Regions from separate parts of the Homo sapiens genome. Here all the other regions are linked to region 1. Evidence: chromatin contacts called from ENCODE Hi-C or POLR2A ChIA-PET data. All regions are on one chromosome and are shown on one strand. The core of a region is the stretch at or near the end of the contact, and the rest is flanking DNA. Distances in the headings are between cores, read along the strand shown. Region 1 holds the start of ZNF492 (zinc finger protein 492). Region 2 holds the start of ZNF429 (zinc finger protein 429). Region 3 holds the start of ZNF726 (zinc finger protein 726).

Region 1 (4,115 bases), core at 1,371-3,870:
CCTGAGCTCAAGCAATCCACCCACATTGGCATCCCAAAGTGCTAGGATTACAGACACGAGCCACAGCACCCAACCTAGTTTCATTTTCTGATTACAGAAGTGTATTTCTTTTTAACAATGCATTCAGCTTTACATAAATGAATGCTTTGTGCATACATTTCTGTATAAATGTTATATATCAATAAAAAATTATATAGTACTTTTTTTGTTGTTGTTTGTTTTTTGGGTTTTTTTTTTTGTTTTTTTTTTGAGACAGAGTTTTGCTCTTGTTGCCCAGGCTGGAGTATAATGGCGTGATTTCAGCTCACCGCAACCTCCGCCTCCCATGTTCAAGCGATTCTCCTTGCCTCAGCCTCCCAAGTACCTGGGATTACAGGCATGCACCACCACGCCTGACTAATTTTGTATTTTTAGCGGAGACAGGGTTTCTCCATGTTAGTCAGGGTGGTCTCGAACTCCCGACTTCAGGTGATCTGCCTGCCTCGGCCTCCCAAAGTGCTGGGATTACAGGCATGAGCCATCGCGCCTGGCCCATAGTACATATTTGAACAAAATGCTAACTTAGTATCTCAGAATAATGGCAACATTTTTTTGTTTGTTTTATGGTGGAACACACACACTCAGGGCATAATTATACAGCTTCTAATATTCCAAAAAGAGTATTCAAGCCCTTTTTGTTTGTTTGTTTGAGACAGAATCTCGCTCTGCTCTGTCGCCCAGGCTGGAGTGCAGTGGCACGATCTTGGCTCACTGCAACCTCCACCTCCCGGGTTCAAGCGATTCTCCTGCCTCAGCTTCCCGAGCAGCTGGGACTACAGGCACGTGCCACCATGCCCGGCTAACTTTTTTTGTATTTTTAGTAGAGACGGGGGTTCATCGTGTTAGGCAGGATGGTCTCAATCTCCTGATCTCATGATCCGCCTGCCTTGGCCTCCCAAAGTGCTGGGATTACAGGCGTTAGGCACCGTGCCCAGCCAAGCCTTAACTCCTGAATGAGACCATACGTCTTTTTATTTTAGCCCCAATTCGGTACATGGCATGTTTTTAATTTTAGGGGAATGCAACCTTTATTCTAGAAAATTTTTCCCTCACAGTAACGATCACCAATGTCAGGGCACCTACATTGGCCAATGTCAGGGCCTTGTGTGCACTCAGTATATATACAACTGGGTTGGTTCAGGAACAAAACCAATAGCGACGTTGGTTGTGCATAGAACAATAATTTGGTAATATTGGTAAGACAAAGCCATGACTTAGCGGCAAACATTTTTTCATTCATTTGAGAAAAAATTTGCAACTAGTCACCTAAAAGTACTGGTTTACAGCACTGGCATTTGACCTTGGCTGCGCTCTGTCATCACCTAGAGATATTTACACTATTGCCCAGGTTCCATTGCAGGAATTCTGATTTAATTGGTATGTGGCAACTTGTGTTTGGGGGATTTTAAAAGACCTCCGAAGTGATTTTTACATGCAGACTCGGGTGAAAACAATTGGTTCAGGGTGAGGGATGTATTCACTGTGTGTGATTTCCAGGTGTGCTTCTGGAGCTTTGCCCCATGGCTGCTTCTGACTTTGAAATCTTCAACAGCAGCTCTGCCATTGTAAAAATCAAAATGCAGGCCAGGCAGGGTGGCTCACACCTATAATCTCAGCACTTTGGGAGGCCGAGGCGAGTGGATCACCTGAGGTTAGGAGTTTGAGACCAGCCTGGCAAACATGGCAAAACCCCATCTCTACTAAAAATTGAAAAATCAGCTGGGCATGGTGGTGCACGCCTGTATTCTCAGCTACTGGAGAGGCTGAGACACCAGAATCTCTTGAAGCCAGGAGGCTGAGGTTGCAGTGAGCCGAGATCACACCACTGCATTTCAGCGTGGGAAACAAAGTGAGACCATGTCTTAAAAAAAAAAAAAAATCAAAAGACAACTTCAAGATGTACTCAAATATTTTGCTAAATTGCAGCAGAATGAAATGTCTTCCGGCTGGGGTCGGTGGCTCACGCCTGTAATCCCAGCACTTTAGGAAGCTAAGGAGGATGGATCACCTGAGGTCAGGAGTTCAAGACCAGCCTGGGCAAGATGGCGAAACCCCGCTTCTACTAAAAATACAAAAAAATTAGCCGGGCGCGGTGGCAGGCGCCTGTAATCCCAGCTACTCGGGAGGCTGGGGCAGGAGAATCGCTTGAACCCGGGGGCGGAGGTCGCAGCGAGCTGAGATCGCGCCACTGCGCTCCAGCCTGGGCGACAGAGTGAGACTCTGTCTCACACACAAAAAAGCCTAAATTTAAAAATAATTATTCTATTCTTTTCATGTGTGAGCAGCCATATAGTATATTATTTACAAATATATGAGACCTTACACACAACGTTAAAGGCAAACACCTTCTGCGGTGTGCTTGGCTCAGCTCAGGCAGGAAGCCCTGCCTGAAAAGGCTGCACCTTCGGCTGTCACTCTGTCCTCATTCGGCCCAGCGTTTGGTTACATCTTCTGTCACTCAGGGCCTGAGGGCGGGGGGGGGGGGGGTCTTAAACGTTATCCATTCAGCGACGCTGGCCTGGGAACTGTCCAATCAGGCACGCAGCTGGAGCGGAAAGGGCGGCTTCCGGGATGTGGCGGGGTCTTTGTCTCTCGCTGCAGTCGGAGTATGGTCTAGTGTTCGCTGTTCTGCGTCCTCTGGTCCTAGAGGCCCATCCTCTGTGGCCCTGTGACCTGCAGGTATTGGGAGATCCACAGCTAAGACGCTAGGACCCCCTGGAAGCCTAGAAACGGTGAGAGTGCCGGGTCCGACATCCCGAGAGAGGGGAAGGGGCTGGTTGGAACCGGTGGCAAGAGGCTGTGGCGGGACTCAGGCCTCCCCGCAGTCGGCTCCACAATCTGCGCCCCAAGTTCGCCTTGCCCAGCCCAGCCTCAGTCCCCTTCAGCCATCAGATTGGCGGCTGCGCTGGCAGCCGGACCCCCGGGCGTCCTGTCTCTTCCCTGCGCAGTGACGGTGCCCTGGCCTGGAGCCCTCTCTGGGCAGCTCTGCACCCGCAGCGTCGTGTCTCTCCCAGATTGTGCAGGGACCACGGGAGGGTGGTCAGGGGAGAATCCTGACTCGGGGTGCGGGTTCACGAATGGGAAGAGCTTTGGTTTGGTTTATGGGGTTCCTAGTTCCTCTTTTCTTCTATTAAAAATTTATGGGAGTTATCGCGAAAATACTTAAAAATTTAAGCAAGGAGTGGTTCAAAAGTTATAGAGCACCCAGCTGTGGGTTGTAGTTTGTGGTCGGTCCATGGGAGGATCTTGAAGGAAAGATGCAGATGAAAATACCCAAATTCAATAATCGGTTAGGTATATTTACGTAGTTTCTTAATTTTCACCTTGAGCCTACAAATTTCCTGGTTGTGTAATCAGAGCTTACTTGGCAGTTTATCGTTAGTTAAGCCTGAATTTTGTTTCCCCCAATGTAGTAATTTCTAAAAAAAAAAAAATGCATTTGAGTTTGATTTTTTAAAATTAGGAATCCAAAGATTAGAGCCACCTCAGTCTATTTGCCGCCACATGGGGCTGATTTTCCCTGGCATTTTTCACATAGGTCCCAAGCAGGTTCTCAAGTCAACCCCCCACACCCCATTTCTCCAGCTTAACTCTGGCTTGCAGTAAAATACTGAATTTTCAGTTCCTTCTGAAAATCTCAAATGCCAACTTCTTTTCCCTAATTTACATTATTATTTGTCCTTTAGTGTACATTTTTCATACTGTATTTTAATTAATCATTTTTTGACAAAGCATTAGATGGCATATTTAAAAAGATATGTTTTCTGTTTGTAAATATTTCCCATGAGAAGAAAGCAAGGAATATCCCGATAGTGAATTGTAAAAAATCTCTGTGCCTCTTTTTCTTTTGTCTTCCCTAGGCATAAAGATCTTATGAGAATGTTTTAGTGTCAAGATGTTTTTATTTTGCAAACGTTATGGGGTGATTTGTGCTTAGCAACCCTGTCGTTTATTCTTGGTCCTGGCTTTCAGTACTGTCTCTGAATAAACCAAGATAACCGCTATGGCGATGTCTGCTAGAGTATCTAGTGAATATCAGCTCCTAAAGTCATTTTCTTTCGTAGGACAACCTGAGA
Region 2 (4,171 bases), core at 917-3,416, 1.1 Mb before region 1:
AAAATAAATAATGTTATTGAGCTTTGATTTTCTAAAATCATCCCACAGCTATTTTCCCAAATAATAATAATATAATAATAAATAATAATACAATAATTTCCCAAATAATAATAAAAATAGTGAAAAGGCAGCTGATGATACATGTCTGAAGGACCTCAGTTGAGCCCAGCCTAAATGGCTGACCATCTCAATTACGAGCAAATAAGTTTTGGATGGTTTGTTATGCTGCAATAGCTAACTAATACATGCACCCTGTGCAGATGGAATGCCAGGATTTAATGACAGGTTGATTACTAGTTACCTTCTGACAGTGGACACCCTAAAGATACTGACTTTTCTTTTCTTTTTTTCCCGATTTGAAGTTGGATGTCTCCTAAGACAATGTTGAGTAATGCAGAAATACAGGTAGACATGTATGTGTGTGATTGGTGCTTATACTCACACAGTACCCCACACCACAGGAAAAAAACAGATAACCACAGCCTGACCATTAGAGCCAAGGCCAAACAGCAAAATAAGTTTGCCTTTAATTTATTTTCTTCATATCTTTTTTTTTTTTTTTTTTTTTTTTTTTCCGAGACGGAGTCTCGCTCTGTCCCCCAGGCTGGAGTGCAGTGGCGCGATCTCGGCTCGCTGCAAGCTCTGCCTCCCGGGTTCAAGCCATTCTCCTGCCTCAGCCTCCAGAGTAGCTGGGACTACAGGCGCTCGCCACCACGCCCGGCTAATTTTTTCTATTTTTTAAGTAGAGACAGGGTTTCACCGTGTTAGCCAGGATGGTCTCGATCTTCCGACCTCGTGATCCGCCCACCTCGGCCTCCCAAAGTGCTGGGATTACAGGCGTGAGCCACCGCGCCCGGCCTTCTTCATATCTTAAAGTTAGAGGTTAAGACTGTGGACAGACCCAAAGACATAGAGTTTTCTTCTCCTGTCTCCTGTGGCCCCAGAATTTTTTGTTCACTGTCTGATCTCTGGATGAAAGGTGGACAACAGGTGGCAAAGAGTGGTCTACCTGTGGTTATTTTATTTGTGCTGCCCTCTGCCCTTGCTATGGCCACTATCTATCGCACCCTCAGAACCGAAGATAGATGTTAGTAGAGAGAGGCTGTCTCCTCACCTCTGGCAGAAAAGGGATGTTCAGGGCCTCCACCCACCTGACATCAGAGCTGCACTTCAACGTGGTGGCTGTTGGCCATGTGTGGCTCCTGGGTGCCTGGAATGTGCCTGGTCTGAACTGCAATTTGCTAGAAAAGTAAAATACAGAGTTGGTTTCGAAGATTTAGTTCCAAAAATATATATAGTGCCTTAATAATTACATATTGCTGTGACCCCAGAAAATCTGAGACATCAGTTAATTTAGAAAGTTTATTTTGCCAAGGTTGAGAACACGCCTATGACATAGTTTCAGGAAGTCTTGAGGACACCTGCCCAAGGTGGTCAGGGAACATATTGGTTTTATACATTTTAGGGAGACATGAGACATCAATCAATATATGTAAGAAGTACATTGGTTCAGTCTGAAAAGGTGGGACAACTTGAAGCAAAGGCAGGAAGACACGAAGCTGGAGGGAGCTTCCAGGTCACAGATAGGTGGACTCAAATTCTTTTGAGTTTCTGATTGGCCTTTAGTTCCCAGCTTGAGTTTTCCTTAGTAATTTTGGGGGCCCAAGATATTTTCCTTTCACATTGCTCACATATTAAAATTATAATACTTTAAACATATTGGGTTAGTTACATTATTACAATCAATTCCACGTGTTTCATGTTTCTTTTTAAAGTTTGGCTACTGGAAAATTAAAAATTCACATGTGGCTCACATTTTATTTCAGAGGACTGCCTCCTTTTTAAAATCTCAGGCTGCCTGCTCAAAGGACCAGAAGCTAGGAAGGTGATAAAAGCTAAAATTTAAAAGTAATTGTTATTATATTCTTTTCATTTGTGACTAGCCATATAGTATATTTATAAATGCATATGACCTTACACACAAGGTTCAATGCAAACACCCTCTAGGGTGGGCCTGGCTCAGCTCGGAGGAAAGCCTGCCTGAAAAGGCTGCAGCTAGGCTGTCACGCTTCATTCTGCCCAGCAACTGATCACCCTCTGTCACTCAGGGCCTGAGAGGGCGGGTCTTAAACATTATCCAATCAGGCACGCAGCTGGAGCGACAGGACGGTTTCCGGAATATGGCGGGGCGTTTGGCTCTTGCTGCAGCCAGAGCTCCAGGTCTCGTCTTCATTTCTGTGTCCTTTGTTCTTAGAGGCCCAGCCTGTGTGGCCCTGTGACCCGCAGATATTGGGAGATACACAGCTAAGACTCCAGGACCCCCTGGAAGCCTAGAAATGGTGAGAGTGCCGAGTCTGACATCCCCAGAGAGGGGGAGGGGCTGGTCGGAACCGTGAGAAGTGGCCGTGGCGGACTTAGGTCTCCCGGCAGTCAGCTCCACAATCTGCGCCCGGAATTCTCCTTGCCCAGCTCGGCTTCAGTCCCCTTCAGCCATAAGATGGCGACTGTGCTGACAGCCGGGCCCCGGGCGTCCTGTCTTCCCTCCGCAGTGACTGTGCCTGACGTGTAGCCCTGTCTGGGGAGCTCTGCACGCGCAATTCCGCAGTCTCTCCCAGATTGTGCAAGAACCATGGGAGGGGCGTCAGGTGAGAATAGTGACTCGGGATGCGGGTTCATGAGCGGGAAGAGCTTTGGTCCGTGGGGTTCCCAGTTCCCATTCTCTCCTATTAAAAATCTATGGGAGTGGCCGGGCGCGGTGGCTTATGCCTGTAATCCCAGCAGTTTGCTGGGAGGCGGGCAGATCACTGAGGTCCGGCATTCGAGAACAGCCTGGCCAACATGGTGAAACCCCCTCTCTGCTAAAAATACAAAAATTAGCCGGATGTGGTGGCAGGCATCTGTAATCCCAGCTATGTGGGAGGCTGAGGCACGAGAATCGCTTAAACCCAGGAGACCAAGATTGTGCCATTGCACTCCAGGCTGGTTGACACAATGAGACTATCTCAAACAAAAAAAAAAAAAAAAAAGGGGAGTCACTGCAAAATATTAAAGAATTTAATTAAAGAGTGGTTCTAAAATTGTAAAGCACCCAGCTGTGGGATGTAGTTTGTGGTCCTTTGGAGGAGCTTGAAGGAAAGACTTTGCGCATGGTACAAAAACGCAAATTCAGTTATTGGTTAGGTAGGGTTACGTAGTTTCTTAATTTCCATCTTCAGCTTACAAAATTTCCTGGTTATGTAATCAGAGCTTAATTCCAGTTAATAGTTAACCCTGTATTTGTTTTCCCCAGTGTAGTAATTTACAAAAAAAAAAGCATTTGAGTTAGTTTTTTGTTTTTTTTTTTTTTTTTTTGAGATGGAGTTTCCCTCTTCTTGCCCAATCTGGACTGCAGTGGCGCGATCTCGGCTCACTGCACCTTCCGCCTCCGTGTTCAAGTAATTCTCCTGCCTCAGCCTCCTGAGTAGCTGGGATTATAGGCAGGCACCACCACGCCCGGCTAATTTTGTATTTTTAGTAGAGACGGGGTTTCTCCGTGTTGGTCAGGCTTGTCTTGAACTCCCGACCTCGGGTGATCCGCCCATCTCGGCCTCCCAAAGTGCTGGGATTACAGGCGTGAGCCACGGCTCCCGGCTTGAGTTAGATCTTTTAAAAGTAGGAATTCAGGGACTACAGCCACCTCAGTCGAATTGCCTACCACTTAACTATTTTCACTCCCTACACAAAACTGATCTTCCCCTGCATTTTTCACAGGTGTCCTAAGCAGGGTCTCAAATCTACTCCCACGCCCCCCATTCCTCCAGCCTAACTCTGGCTTGCAGTAAAATACAAAATTTCCATTTCCTCCTGACAATCCCAAATGCCAACTCCCACTACTCCCTAATTCACACTATTAACTATTTGTCCTTTAGTGTACATTTTTGATACTGTATTTTAATTAAACATTTTTTGACAAAGCATTGGATGGCACATTTAAAAAGATTTGTTTTCTGTTTATAAATATTTTCCATAAGAAGAAAGCAAGGAATAATCTTCTGACACTGTATTGTAAAAAAATCTTTGTCTCTTTTCCTTTTATCTTCCCTAGGCATAGAGATTTTATGAGAATGTTTTGGCATCAAGGTTTTTCTTGGAATTTTTGTGGGGTGATGTGTCCTCAGCCACCCTTTAGTTT
Region 3 (3,699 bases), core at 32-2,531, 1.3 Mb after region 1:
TAAAAGTTTTATGCACTCACATCTCTGCCATTTATGTGCTATCAGTGAACCATATATCAGTTTGGTTCTAACAACTGCCCACTTCTTGAAAGGCTTTCCTGTTTAGTTTACGTGGAATAATTTTACTAATTTTGCTTTGCTGTTGTGGAATATATTGTGGTTGTACTCTTTGTGTAGGAATGCAAGACAAGCTCACTAAATGCTTTCTTAAATTGGACGCTTATTAATCTTCTAGACATCACCTTCTTTTGGAACTAGAAGTTATGAACGACCTTCACCATACCAACACTGTCTGACTGAATTTCTCTCTACCCTGAATGCAAGAGACCAATGGTTAGGCAGGAATATTATCGCCCCTAATCAGCCTGAAAAAGTTACAGAAGACGAATCTTTGTCTCTCTGCAACTCTTAGGATTAAGGGTCCTCTTGTAAAGGAAGGCGAAAAATATGTCAGAATCATTTGAACCAGAGCGACTCCGTTTTGAGAGAGAGCTAGGAAAATGACGCTGAGACTCGCTGGGCTGCATTCTCAGTAAGTTAGGCATTCCTAGCCTCTAGATATTTATGGTTAAGGAAATGAATTAATAATGTTTACTAAGCAGAACCAGACGGAGGAGTGTCCAGATATTCCAACATCTGGGGAATAAAGGTATTCCTAATTTTGCTTTAAAGATAATATCGAGTCGGCCAGGCATGGTGGCTCACGACTGTAATCCTAGCATTTTGGGAGGTCGAGGCGGGTGGATCTCCTGAGGTCAGAAGTTCGAAACCAGCCTGGCTAACGTGGCGAAACCCCATCTCTACTAAAAAAAACCAAAAAACAAAAATTAGCCCGGTGTGGCTGTGTGCACCTGTAGTCCCAGCTACTATGGAGGCTGAGGCAGGAGAATCGCTTGATCCCGGAAGGCGAAGGTTGCAGTGAGCCGAGATCGCGCCATTGCACTCCAGCCTGGACAACAAGAGCGAAACTTTGTCTAAAAAAAAAATTATTCACATATTTAATACGTTGAAAAAAAGACAGCAAAGAAGAGAGAAAATTTTTCCGTGTTCTGAGATGGGCCTCGTTCAGCTCCGGGAGGAAGCCCCGCCTGAAAAGGCTGAGGCTTAGGCTGTCAATCTTTCTTCATTCAGCCCAACGTCTGATGACATCTTCTGTCACTCAGGGCCTTAGAAAGCGGGGTTCTTAAACGTTATCCAATCAGAGACGCTGTCCTGGGAACTGTCCAATCAGGCACGCAGCTGGAGCGAACAGGGCGGCTTCCGGGATTTGGCGGGGCCTTTGTCTCTATCTGCGGCCGGAGCTCCAGGTCTCGTCCTCACTACTCTGTGTCTTCTGCTTTTAGGGGCGCAGCCTCTGTGGCCCTGTGACCTGCCCCCTGGAAGCCTAGAAATGGTGAGAGTGCCGGGTGCGACATCCCAAGAGAGGGAACGGGGCTGGCTGGAACCGGTGGGAAGCGGCAGTGGCGGGACTCAGGCCTCCTCGCTGTCAGTTTTACAATCTGCGCCCGAGTTGTTGCCCAGCTCGGCCTCAGTCCCTTCAGCCTTAAGATGGCGGCTGCGCTGACAGCCGGGCTCCCGGGCGTTCTGTCTCTTCACTGCGCAGTGACTGTGCCCTGGCCTGGAGCCCTCTTTGGGCAGCTCTGCACCAGTAGCCCCGCGTCTCTCCCAGATTGTGCAGGGACCATGGGAGGAACGTCAGGGCAGAATCCTGACTCCGGGTGCGGGCTCATGAATGGGAAGAGCTTTGGTCCGTGGGGTTTTCAGGCCATTTTTTCCTATTAAAAATTTATGGGCCTCACTGCAAAAACATTAAATAATTTAAAGTGTGATTCAAAAATTTTAGAGCACCTTGCTGTGGTTTCTAATTTGTATTCCATGGAAGGAAAGGTTTTTATAAGTTTCATCATAAAACCAAATTCCGTAATTGGCTAGGTACGGTTATGTAGATTTTGTTGTTATTTTGTTGTTGTTGTTTTGTTTTCATTTTCTTTTTTTTTTGAGGCAGAGTCTCTGTTGCCCAGGCTGAAGTGCAGTTTCGTGATCTCGGCTCACTGCAACCTCCACCTCCCGGGTTCAAGCGATTTTTCTGCCTCAGCCTCCCTAGTAGTTGGGACTACAGGCGCCTGCCACCACATTTGGCAATTTTTTTTATTTTTAGCGGAGACGGGGGTTTCACCGTGTTGGTCAGGCAGGTCTCGATCTCCTGACCTCAGGTGATCCACCCACCTCGGCCTTCCAAAGTTCTGGGATTACAGGCGTGAGCCACTGCCCCCGTCCTAGTTCTTAATTTTTACAATCAAGGTGGAAATATCATGGTTATGTAATCAGAGCTTAATTGGCAGTTTATAGTTGGTTAAGCGTTAAGCCTGAATTTTGTTTCTGCCAATGTAGTAATTTACAAAAAAATGCTCTTGAGTTTAGACTTTTTTTTTAGAAGTAGAAATCCAGGGACTAGAGCCACCTCAATCTAATTTCCTGCCACTTAATGGTTTTCACACTCCACAGGGGACTGATTTTTTCCCTGAATTTTTCACAAGTGTCCCAAGCAGGGCCTCAAGTCTGCCCCTCATCCCTTATTCCTCCAGCCTGACTGGCTTGCAGTAAAATACTAAATTTCCAGTTTTGTCTGACGTTGCCAAATGCCAGTTTCTCCTCTCTAATTGACTTTATCAACTATTTGTCCTTTAGTGTACATATTGATACCTATTTTAATGAATCTTTTTTTTTTTTTAAAAGTATTTGAGACAGAGCCTTGCTCTGTTGCAGTGCAGTGGCTGGAGTGCAGTGGCATGACTTAGGCTCACTGCAGCCTCCGCCTCCTGGGCTCAAACGGTTCTCATTTCTGTCTCCCAAGTAGCTGGAATTACAGATGCCTGGCACCACGCCTGGCTAATTTTTGTAGTTTTAGTAGAGACGGGGTTTCACTATGTTGGCCAGGCTGGTCTTGAACTTCTGGTTTCAAGTCATCCTCCTGCCTCGGCCTCCCAAAGAGCTGGGATTACACATGTGAGCTACCGTGCCTGGTGAATTAATTATTTTTTGACAAAGCATTTGATGGCACATTTACAATGATTTTTTTTCTAAATATTTCCTACGAGAATAAAGCAAAGAATAATCTGACACTATTGTAAAATATCTGTGTTTTTTTCTTTTATTTTACCTAGTCACAGATATCTTAGAATGTTTTTGGGTCAAGATTTTTTTTTTTTTGGAAACTTCATAGGGTGACGTATCTTCAGTCACACTTCAGTTTTAGACAATCAACTAATTGAATGGCCTGACTTGACACATGAGTAAAACATATCTGTACCTTGAAAGGATTTGTTCATTTGCTTTGACCTAAAGTTTATTTATGTATCTTTTTAAGACAGAGTTTCCCTCTGTCACCCAGGCTGGAGTAAAGTGGTGCCATCTCTGCTCACTGCAACCTCCAAATCCTGACTTCAGGTGATTGTCATGCTTCAGTCTCCCAAGTAGGTGGGATTACAGGTGTGCACCACCACACCCACCTAGTTTTTGTATTCTTAGTAGAAATGGAGTTTCACCATGCTAGCCAGGCTGGTGTCAAACTTCTGGCCTCAAGTGACTCACCTTCTTTGGCCTCCCAAAGTGCTGTGATTACAGGCATGAGCCACTGTGCTCAGCTGACCTCAGTTTTTTAACTGTGTATTGCATTTTATTAGTAGAGCTTGAAAGGTA

The links. A loop is a pair of places that touch in the nucleus more often than their neighbours do. ChIA-PET counts read pairs that join two places held with the same protein, here RNA polymerase II (POLR2A). Pooled maps may share reads with other maps.
Region 2: a pooled map shows a loop between it and region 1 (12-fold over the local background). The contact joins the promoter of ZNF429 here to the promoter of ZNF492 in region 1. A Hi-C loop is called at or near these places in 1 of 168 maps with a recorded cell type or tissue (ascending aorta), 1 of 37 single-sample maps with no recorded cell type and 7 of 50 pooled maps.
Region 3: a map of CD4-positive, alpha-beta T cell shows a loop between it and region 1 (9-fold over the local background). The contact joins the promoter of ZNF726 here to the promoter of ZNF492 in region 1. A Hi-C loop is called at or near these places in 2 of 168 maps with a recorded cell type or tissue (CD4-positive, alpha-beta T cell and naive thymus-derived CD4-positive, alpha-beta T cell) and 4 of 50 pooled maps. POLR2A ChIA-PET finds 5 or more read pairs at or near these places in 1 of 52 experiments (activated naive CD8-positive, alpha-beta T cell).

What each region holds. Positions count from the first base shown.
Region 1 is chr19:22,631,704-22,635,818 of GRCh38, forward strand. It overlaps ZNF492 (zinc finger protein 492), which reads left to right and starts at 2,621. Exons shown (of 4, transcript NM_020855.3): 1 at 2,621-2,771.
Region 2 is chr19:21,503,436-21,507,606 of GRCh38, forward strand. ZNF429 (zinc finger protein 429) reads left to right here and starts at 2,167. Exons shown (of 4, transcript NM_001001415.4): 1 at 2,167-2,339. The coding sequence starts at 2,337. RefSeq lists enhancers at 1,948-2,550, 2,166-2,485, 2,496-2,855, 2,551-3,152.
Region 3 is chr19:23,913,605-23,917,303 of GRCh38, forward strand. It overlaps ZNF726 (zinc finger protein 726), which reads left to right and starts at 1,282. Exons shown (of 4, transcript NM_001244038.2): 1 at 1,282-1,393. The coding sequence starts at 1,391.